Linked DNA regions of Homo sapiens: region 1 is linked to region 2. A link is a loop called in an ENCODE intact Hi-C map of the cell type or tissue named here. Cell type or tissue: PC-3. All regions are shown on one strand. Links, peaks and the distances in the headings refer to the core of each region. The heading gives the core; the rest is flanking DNA. Region 1 has its middle 400 kb from the start of FGF13-AS1. Region 2 has its middle 340 kb from the start of FGF13-AS1.

Region 1 (5,394 bases), core at 136-5,135, 60 kb before region 2:
CACACTGAATAAAATGGGAGCTTTGTTAGTAAGAAAGAAGGCAGATATGGATGTTGGATAATCAACTAGCAGATTTGAAACAGACTGGAAGGATATAAAGAGTAGGACTGCATGGTAACATTTACTGAGATGGGGAAGGCTGGGAGGAATGGGTTTAGAGGAACGGCAAGAGTTCCATTTAGGACACATTAATTTTAAGATGGCTGTGAGACTTCCAGTTGAGTTTTCAGGTTGACATACCACTACCTTACTTCTCCTGTCAACCCCAGGTTTTCATAAAAGAAGGACTTATGATTGAAAGGGAGAGCTCAGAGACTTAACATGAAAATGTATCTGTATAATACATACACTTTTATCTTAAATTGTATTTTAGGTATTTCTAAAAATCTCAAAGTTTTCTATAGTTTCTTCTTTCTTCCAGAACTGTCTAATAAGCATTTAGTATAAGTAAAGCACTGTTATAGGTTTTGGGGATATATATTTAGAACAAAATAAAGATCTCTTTCCTGATGTAGAGCATTCTAGTGAGGCAGACAGACAAGAAATAATTAACATAAAAATAAATAGATTAGTTAAGTCATCATTTATATAATATTGAGAAAACATCATGAGCACTAACTATCATTATGGATTTTTATTGTGCTCAGTTTCTTCACTGATGTCCTTATTGAACTCTCATATCAGTCCTATGAGGCAGACTTTTTTTTCCTCGTTGAACAGATGAGGAAACAGGCTCAGAGAAGTTGGATAAGTCCAATGCCTTGCCCATGTGTTATCTCCTCCAGGAAAGCTTCCTGTTTAAGTGTTTCTTCCACTCACAAGCCAGTGAGATCTTCATGGGCAGCTACTGATTGTACTGAGTTTGATAGTCCTATCCCCTGACCTGGAACCTGGCATATAGTCAATGCTCAGTAAATGTCCAATTGTTGAACACAACTGGCCTACCTAGTTTACACACCTAGCGTTTATTTGTCAGAGCCAGGATTTGAGTCTATCCGTGTGTTTGAACAGTTGCCTCCTGATTCATGTATTTTGTACATCTAGATTTTAGGTAATTGTATTTTCAGAAGCAGAACCAGTTCTCTTTTTTGCATAATGGAGCTTGCTTACTTTAAGGCAAAATAACTCAGATCCTCCAAGGCAAATCATTCTAAACAAAGGGCATTTTTTCATGAGCTTGAATTTTCCCATTCCCTTTAGCAAGCCAGCTTCCGGTTAACCAGGCCCTGAGGCCTTAGAAGGAGACCTGAGCTCTCTGTTTTACTCAGAGTAGCTCATGATGAAGTCACTTGATGACTTGCCATCGAAGGCTGTAAAGACATTAATTATTGAAATTAAGTGGGTGTTAAGAGAATCCGAAGTCACTTTTGCTTTGCCTAGAGACACCGGAGAATCTGAGAATATTGGAGCCAGAATCTGAGAATATTGGAGCCAGAAGGGCGCTTAGTCATCCTTGTTTCAGTCTTCCTCATTTTCCGGAAGAGGAAGTAGAGATTCAGAGTGGCAACAGGCACTTGGCCAAGTCAAGCATTTAGTGGCCTCACCATCTGCCTCCCACTCCAGTGCTCTTTCTATTCTATCATGCTACCACTTATTCAACAATTAAAAGGTATTCTCATCATGTATAAGGAATTGTGAACGGACTTTTACTAAAGGGTAAAGAGGTGATTTGTTAAAATGTAACCACGTATTTTAAGTGATAAGCCAAGTATAATCCACCCCCAACCTGGTTTGAAATAACAACATTTGTGATTGAATATTGAATGATTATTTTTTAGTAGTGTTTTTCTATCTTTGTGTTACCTGCTACCATTGCAGAATACACAAAGAGGGAGTATACTTTTCTTTTTAATTCCTGAAGAAACATTAATAATTCTAGCAAGGTGGGAATGTGCTGTAGCCAAGAGGTCATAGGCTTTGGTGTCAGGTGGCCTGTTTTTAAGTCATGGCTTCACAGTCTACTAGCCTTGTGAGCCTTTGGTAAGAACCTTCTTGGAGCTGTTGGAGAACCTGGCAGGTGTAGGTACATACACTTGAAGAATATGAGAAGGGGTGGTGGAGAGACAGATGATGGGTTGATCTGGAGCTCTTGAATGCGACTGAATCCCACGAGGTCTCTGTGGCTGAATCTAGACAGGGATTTTGATAATTTGGAGCACTGTTGATAGACACAGCCTCCAGTTGGCATTGGTTGTGAACATTTACCCTTTTGTTTTCATGACTTAGTGTCTTGGCACTACTCAAAAAGCCACTTTAATTTTATTTTCTGGAATAGAACCTGGTCTAAATGAAAACACACACACACACACACACACACACACACACACACACACACACACACTACATAATCAAGTAATTAATTCACTAAATAAATATTGTGCTTACTATGTATGAGGCACTGTTCCAGGTCCTGGAGATGCATTCTAATGGAATGATGTGAAACACAGGTAAAGAAAAGGAAGAGGAAAATAAGCAGAATGTATGAAGAGGAGGATAGCAATGAAGATGCTTGCCATTTATCTGGTGCTCCCTATGGGCCAGACATTAGCCGGTACTGTGTATACATTGTGTCACTGGATTCTTACAACTGGCCTATAAGGCAGGTATTATTATCATCTCCCTCTTACAGTGCAGAAACTGAGAGCTGGTAAAGCGAAGCAGCTTGCCAAGGGTTATGTAGCTAGTAAGTTGTAGAGCTTGGATTTGAGCCCAGTTGTGACTGGATCCAGGGCCTAAGGTCTTGGCAACATTTTATGGGGATTAAAAAGGACTGCTAATGGGTGCAAGCTTTTGTTTCTGGGAGACAATAATATCTTAAGGTTAGACTGTGGTGATGGTTTCCCAGCTGTGATTTTTTATTTAATATGAAAAATCATTGAATTGCATATTTTAAATGAGTCAATTGTATAGTATATGAATGGTATCTCAATGTTGTTATTACAAAAAAAGCAGGGTAACTTGATGGTTAATGATTATGGAGAGCCTACTATATGTTGGGCACTGTGCTAAGAGTTTTACAAATACTATTTTATTTCATCTCACAGCAGCCCTGTGAAGTAAGTGTATCATAACCCCCATTTTACGGATGAGGAAATAAGGACTCAGAAAGATTGAGAGACTTGCCCAGGATCATGTACATAGTAAGTGTGGGAGCCAGGACTCAATCCCATGTTTGTTTGACTTTAAAGATTATGCTTTTTCTGTCTTTGTAAAATAGGAAAGTGATTGATTTTCTTTTTGGTATCAAATAAATATGGCCCTGGTTTTTATTGGTCTTAGAATTTATGACCATTTCTACTACTAAATGGTCATGGAATAAAACTTTGCAATGTTTCTGCCACATCACTACCCACATGTTTTATTTTTCCACATAGAAACAGCCCAGGCTGGGGGAGGAGGTTGTTCATCCAGCAATTTAATGATTAAGTTTTAATCTATTAGGCAAAAACTAAGGAATAAAAAATGCTTCATGTATAAGGAATTTAGAATAGGGAAAATATATTAGGTATTCGTTGTGCTCATTTTCCGGCAGTACAGAAGCATTTTATTTTAAATGTACTGTTCATTTTGGGTGTTATGTTTTGTTTCTCTTATGTAAACTTTCCCCGTTTATGAGAAGCAGCAGCGTGTGTTTTTTCTAGAAATAGATAGCATTCATAAACTGAAACAGTTTCATTGGGGACATTTTCTGTGGCACTGCAACAGAACTGTCTTGGCAGAAATACTGGAATCCTATAAAATAGAGTTAATATTGATATGCTTTAATCAAAAATTTCTGTTTAGAAGCAATAAAGTTATTCAGTATTAGGCAGCCTCGGTTCTATCTTTATCCTTACTGCTAAAACATCTTCATCTTTAGAGTATGTTGCTATAACTATATATCTCCAGATTTTCTTTCCCCAGTTCTAAAAGAGAACTCTTAGGAGTTGTGATGCTACTGAGGATCTCCCAGCTTTGCCTCATCGGGGTGGTATGCAATTATATCCCGTCCTCTTCCATGTCTGATAACATGATCACGAAGTTCATTTTGGTGCATCAGTTCCTATTGAACACCTTTGCCAGACGTGCTGTGATTGGCCAGAGGCCGCTTCTCCTCATGGTCGCCTGAAAGTATGCTGCATATACCTGATCTGGCTGTTCCCACCAGCTGGGATGCATTTACTCTCCCTCCACTCTATCTCTGCCTTTTGAGATCTTAGCCATCTGTAGCAGTCAACATTCATCTGTAGGTACCATAAGCTAAAATAGGTATTTTAGTGCTGTTAATTAGGTACTTACAAAATCTATGGGGTGGGTGGAAGTGGGGGCTTTAGGCTGTGTCTCCAGGAATGAAACCTAGACCACCACCACAAAACTGGCCCTCCAAAGGGAGCTGCAGCTGCTTTTACGTGCAGAGAGGTGGGGAGTTGGGAAGCCACCACTGGAACGCTAGATTTCAGGACGCATAGCTGATGCCGCAGTCCAAGGGGAAGAAGCCACCACCACTGCTACTGCAATTGTCTCTCAACACCTCAAAAATAAGTCACTGGATGCTCAAATATTGCTGTGAATACTCCATGTCTCCACAACTTTGCTTACCAGGAGTAAAAAGCTAAACAGCTGGAGACGTGGGAAGATAATCTTTGCCTTACTCTTGTTTATAAAATATATAGGCACATGTATTAGTCCATTTTCATGCTGCTGATAAAGACATACCCGGGTCTGGGAAGAAAAATAGGTTTAATGAACTCACAGTTCCACGTGGCTGGGAAGGCCTCACAATCATGGCAGAAGGCAAAAGGCACTTCTTACATGGCAGCAGCAAGAGAGAATGAGGGAGAAGCAAAGTGGAAACCGCTTATAAAACCGTCAGATCTCGTGAGACTTATTCACTACCACAAGAGCAGTATGAGGGGAAACCGCCCCCGTGATTCAATTATCTTCCACCGGGTCCCTCGGTGGGAATTATTGGAGTACACGTGGGAATTATTGGAGTACAATTCAAGATGACATTTGGGTGGGGACACAGCCAAACCATATCAGCATATAAAAATGAAAGATATATATATCTTTTTATGTTTTATATATATACATTTTATATACATTTATATATACATTATATGTACATAAGATGCATGTACACATCTATTTATAGTATACGAATATAAAATACATAAATATTTGAAATATAAATATATTTACATAAAAACAAAAATATATGTAGCTTATTATGTTCCAGGCAGTGGTCTACAAAATTGTTCCCATTTTTTAGATGAGGAAACTGAGGCACAGAGAAATTAAGTAACCTGCACAGATTGTAAGCATCTTCTTCTATGAGACACATTTTATTCCATCCAGCAGTGTTTTGCCCAGATGCTCAGTAAGTATTTGGTGAATTAATTGAAAATAGGTGTG
Region 2 (5,394 bases), core at 174-5,173:
TTCTGAAGCATTTCTTCAAAGAAGCATAACAGGAGATAAAACCTGGCTTGACCAGTACAATCTTGAAGACAAAGTACAATCAAAGCAATGACTACAACATAATACTGAATGGGGAAAAGTTGAAAGCATTCCCTCTGAGAACTGGAACAAGACAAGGATGCCCACTCTCACCACTCCTCTTCTACATAGTACTGGAATTCCTAGCCAGAGCAATCAGACAAGAGAAAGAAATAAAGGGCATCCAAATTAGTAAAGAGGTAGTCAGACTGTCACTGCTGACAATATGATTGTTTACCTCGAAAACCCTAAAGACTCCTCCAAAAAGCTCCTAGAACTAATAAAAGAATTCAGCAAACTTTCCGGATACAAGATTAACATACACAAATCAGTAGCTCTTCTATACACCAACAGCGACCAAGCGGAGGATCAAATCAAGAACTCAACCCCTTTTACAATAGCTGCAAAATACAATACAATACAATACAATACAATACAATACAACACAACACAACACAACACAACACAACACAACACAACACTTAGGAATATACCTAACCAAGGAGGTTAAAGACCTCCTTGAAGGAAAACTACAAAGGAAGACTACAAAATGCTGGAAAGAAAACTACAAGGAAAACTACAAAATGCTGCTGAAAGAAATCATAGACAACACAAACAAATGGAAACACATCCCATTCTCATAAATGGGTAGAATCAATATTGTTTAAATGACCACACTGCCAAAAGCAATCTACAAATTTAATGCAATTCCCATTAAAATACCACCATCATTCTTCACAGAACTAGAAAATAAACAATCCTAAAATTCATATGGGACCAAAAAAAGAGTACACATAGCCAAAACAAGACTAAGCAAATAGAACAAATCTGGAGGCATCAGGTTACCTGACTTCAAACTATACCAGAAGGCCATAGTCACCAAAACAGCATGGTACTGGTATAAAAATAGGCATGTAGACCAGCCGGGCGCGGTGGCTCACGCCTGTAATCCCAGCACTTTGGGAGGCTGAGGCGGGCGGATCACGAGGTCAGGAGATCGAGAACATCCTGGCTAACATGGTGAAACCCCGTCTGTACTAAAAATACAAAAAAATTAGCTGGGCATGGTGGTGGGTGCCTGTAGTCCCAGCTACTCGGGAGGCTGAGGCAGGAGAATGGCGTGAACCCGGGAGGCGGAGTTTGCAGTGAGCCGAGATCGCGCCACTGCACTCAAGACTGGGCGAGAGCGAGACTCCATCTCAAAAAAAAAAAAAAAAAAAAAAAAAGGCACGTAGACCAATCGAACAGAACAGAGAACCCAGAAATAAACCCAAATACCTTCAGCCAATTGATCTTTGAAAAGCAAACAAAAACATAAGGTGTGGAAAGGACACCCTTTTCAACAAATGGTGCTGGGATAATTGGCTGGCCACATGTAGGAGAATGTAACTGGATTCTCATCTCTCACCTTATACAAAAATCAACTCAAAATGGATTAAGGACTTAAACCTAAGACCTGAAACTATAAAAATTCTAGAAGATAGCATTGGAAAAACCCTTCCAGACATTGGCTTAGGCAAGGATTTCATGACCAAGAACCCAAAAGCAAATGCAATAAAAACAAAGATAAATAGTTGGGACTTACTTAAACTAAAGAGCTTTTTAGACATCAAAAGGAACAGTCAACAGAGTAAACAGACAACCCACAGAGTGAGAGAAAGTCTTCACAATCTGTACATCGGACAAAGGACTAATATCCAGAATCTACAAGGAACTCAAACCAATCAGTAAGAAAATAACCACACAGTCCCATCAAAAAGTGGGCTAAAGACATGAATAGACAGTTCTTAAAAGAAGATATACAAATGTCCAACAAACATGAAAAAATGCTCAACATCACTAATGATCAGGGAAATGCAAATCAAAACCACGATGCAATACCTCCTTACTCCTGCAAGAATGGCCATAAAAACCAAAAAAAAAAAAAACAGTAGATGCTGGCATGGATGCAGCAATCAGGGAACACTTCTACACTGCTAGTGGGAATGTAAACTAGTACAGCCACTATGGAAAACAGTGTGGAGATTCCTTAAAGAACTAAAAGTAGAACTACCGTTTGACCCAGCAATCCCACTGCTGGATATGTACTCAGAGGAATGATATATGATATATACACACACACATATCTATCTATGATGGAATACTACTCAGCCATAAAAAGGAATGAATTAACGGCATTTGCAGTGACCTGGATGAGATTGGAGACTTAAGTAAAGTAACTCAGGAATGGGAAGCCAAACATCGTGTGTTCTCACTAATATGTGGGAGCTAAACTATGAGGACACAAAAGCATAAGAAGGATAAAATGGACTTTGGGGACTTGGGGGGAAGGGTGGGAGGGGGGCAAGGGATAAAAGACTACAAATAGTGTGCAGTGTATACAGCTTGTGTGATGGGTGCAAGCAAAATCTCACAAATCACCACTGAAGACCTTACTCATGTAACCAAATACCACCTGTACCCCCAATAACTTATGGAAAAATTAAAACAAAAGATAAAAATCATGAAAATAAATAAAAATAAAATAAAATATAGAAAATTGGTGTTTCAAAAACAAACAAAAAGCAATGGCTACTAAGAGGTGGAAGCGGTCAAAGCAAAAGTAGGCCAGTCAAGACATGCTCAAGGCATTTTGCTTGTTGACTTTCGAATGGAGGGCCAAAGAATGATAACATCTGCTTATGACAGGAGTGTTTTGAGAAAGCAAGGCGCAGCTTTAGCAGAAAAATGCCTGGAAAAGCTTCACCAGAGAGTCCTTCTCCACCACAACAATACTCCCACTCATTCATCTCATCAAACAAGGGCAATTTTGTAAGAGTTTCAATGGGAAATTGTTATGCATCTACTTTAAGTCCTTATTTGGCTGCTGCTGACTTCTTTTTGTTTCCTCATCTTAAAAAGATCTGTAAAGGGCACTCATTTTTCTCCAGTTAATAATGTAAAAAAGACTGCAGTGACATGGTTAAATTTCCAGGATGCTCAGTTCTTTAGAGGTGGACTAAATGGCTGGGATCATCACTTACAAAACTGTCTTGACCTTGATGGAGCTTACATTGAGGAATAAAGTTTATATTTTTTATTTTTATCTTTTACTTCCATTTTTTCCACTAACTTTTTGAAATATCTTCATATTAGTGTAATGAGTGTGTGTGTGTGTGTGTGGTGTGAAAACAAAATTTTCACATTAAAGCATGTCACATTCTATTTTTATTATTTTTAACTTATGATTTTTATAAATAACCATTATTACCAGTGCTAGGTTCCAGGATACTAAAACAAGGCAAAGTTGGAAAGAATGTTTCCATACAAAAACCAATATATAACATAAAGATATGAACAGATGAATGAACTATAAAGCAACTTCTGCTAAACTGGTAATTGTTAGAACTAAAGCTTCAGAGACTTGTAATTTATACCAACTCCTGGATATGGGATATTCCATTGTTGGATTGATGGCCTAAAATAAGAGAAACATCATTTTTTTCAGAAGAAGTTTTAGAACATGGCTGAAATCCGTCATAATGCTTAACCTTGAACTCTCAGATATCAGTGCTAATTCATATTTTGTAGGGCAAATATAGGACAAGAGAAACTGCACAGGCAGACTGCTAGTGGGTGGAAAAATGCCCTTTGACTGGGAATCAGGAGACTTGGCTTTTTGTTCTAGATCAGTCACTGCTTTATAGGGTGACCTGAGCAAGTCACTTTAATGTTGTGGATCTTACTTTCCTCATTTGAAAACTACTTGTTTAGTCAAAACTATTAATTATAAACTATGTTCTGTAGTAATAGGCTTCCACAGAGGTGCCACAGAGATCACTGCAGGAGGGACTCTGCGACCTTAATCCCCAACTATGACCCAAGTAGTTCTTTTGTCCACTGGTCTATATATAGGGGCTATTCTTGGGGTTTCATTTGAATAAAAGGTTCTAAGGTCTGAGTAAAATGGGGCACTCCCAGGCTAAATGATCCTGACTTAGGATACACAACCTGATCAAGGTTCTTCAGGTTTTAAGGTTCTGTGATATCTGGATAACCAAAGTAGGTGTTTGTGACATTCTGTAACTTATCTGTCTGTGATATGTTAGCCAGTTCTAGGGCTGGAATGATGATGGTAATAGACATGCCCAGTGATGAATGACCTACCATGCTACCTAGGACATCTTACACCTTGATTATTGAATTTAAAAGAGCTTCTGAATCATCAGAGAAAGATCAAATTTGGCTTAGTTGTCATTTTACTATTGTATATTTCTATCTGTGTGTGGTATATTTAGTGAGGCTTTAAGTATATTTGGTGGGTCTCCAGTAACTAGAATGTTTCATTGACCTATATATGCCATTCCCCAGTTATGCCAGGCAGTTGAAAGTTTATCGAATCAGACTGAAGAATTTGAAGTTGAGGCAATGCTTCTCACACCTATATAAAAGATGTCATGAGGAAGAACCAGAGAGGAGGAGTGTGTATGAAGTATTGGTCAATTTTTTATACACATATAGTAAAGGCTGATTTATTTGAGGCATAGTGTTATTTCAGGCAATCTGAATTAACTATGACTAAAAATGGCTGTTCTGAGCTATTACATTTCCAAGTGACTAAAAAACACGTGCATGAAAGCAAAATCTAGATTTTGTCAGAATACACCCAACATCTATAAGAAAATAAGCTGGAGGCATATAGCACATTCTATTTTAAAACATAGTGGCCTCCCTTTGAGAGAAAGTGGTGCTGTTAGTGTCATTTTACTTGAGAGAGATAACTTTGTGGCACTAGTGATGCTTTTATGTGCATTTATCCATTTTTATCAGCCTCTTTATTCCCTATTCATTCATTCATTTTTGCTTTTTACTCTATCTCTGTAGGCCTTAATGCTTTTGATATTTGGCTGTATTTATGTGTTCATGCAATCCAAAGCAGACAGAGCACCTCCTGATTCAAAGCAAGGCTCTGCGTTTGGCACTGTTGGGGATATAGAGATGATTAGCCACTCTTCTTAGTATGTTATTGCATTTTAGAAGATAATGTCTTGAAGATAGATTATTGTCTTGGATGAAGCCCCTGATTAAGACTGGAGAAAGAAAGTTGATTACCATATCCAAGATGGAGGCTAAGGGGGAAGACTTGAAGGACATGGATCCTATACCTCTTTTTTTATTGCACCTCATCTCATTGTATCACATTGATCTGTTGACATATGTCTCTTCCCTATTAGAGTGCCTTGAGAGCAGGCTTTTGACTCAATTTGAATGGCTAGAACCTAGCACACTTCCTACAGAGTTGGTTATGCACCTACTCAGTGAATGACAGACATGAGTCTGAGCTATAACTTGGGAGGG

Evidence for each region. Peaks named below come from ENCODE experiments on the same cell type or tissue, not always from the same donor. Only the 100,000 strongest peaks of a DNase experiment are listed, where the experiment ranks them.
Region 1: a loop joins it to region 2, with 8 times the contacts of the local background. A loop is called at or near these places in 2 of 110 quality-filtered maps.

Annotation. Positions count from the first base shown.
Region 1 is chrX:139,109,919-139,115,312 of GRCh38, reverse strand. It overlaps a transcript of FGF13 not described here. Among named protein-coding and RNA genes, the nearest start is that of FGF13-AS1, 400 kb to the right of the region's middle. In PC-3, for the core only: no CTCF peak of the experiment used is centred there; DNase peaks (open chromatin) are centred at 1,472 and 2,652; H3K27ac peaks cover 1,932 bases.
Region 2 is chrX:139,050,007-139,055,400 of GRCh38, reverse strand. It overlaps a transcript of FGF13 not described here. Among named protein-coding and RNA genes, the nearest start is that of FGF13-AS1, 340 kb to the right of the region's middle. In PC-3, for the core only: no CTCF peak of the experiment used is centred there; no DNase peak of the experiment used is centred there.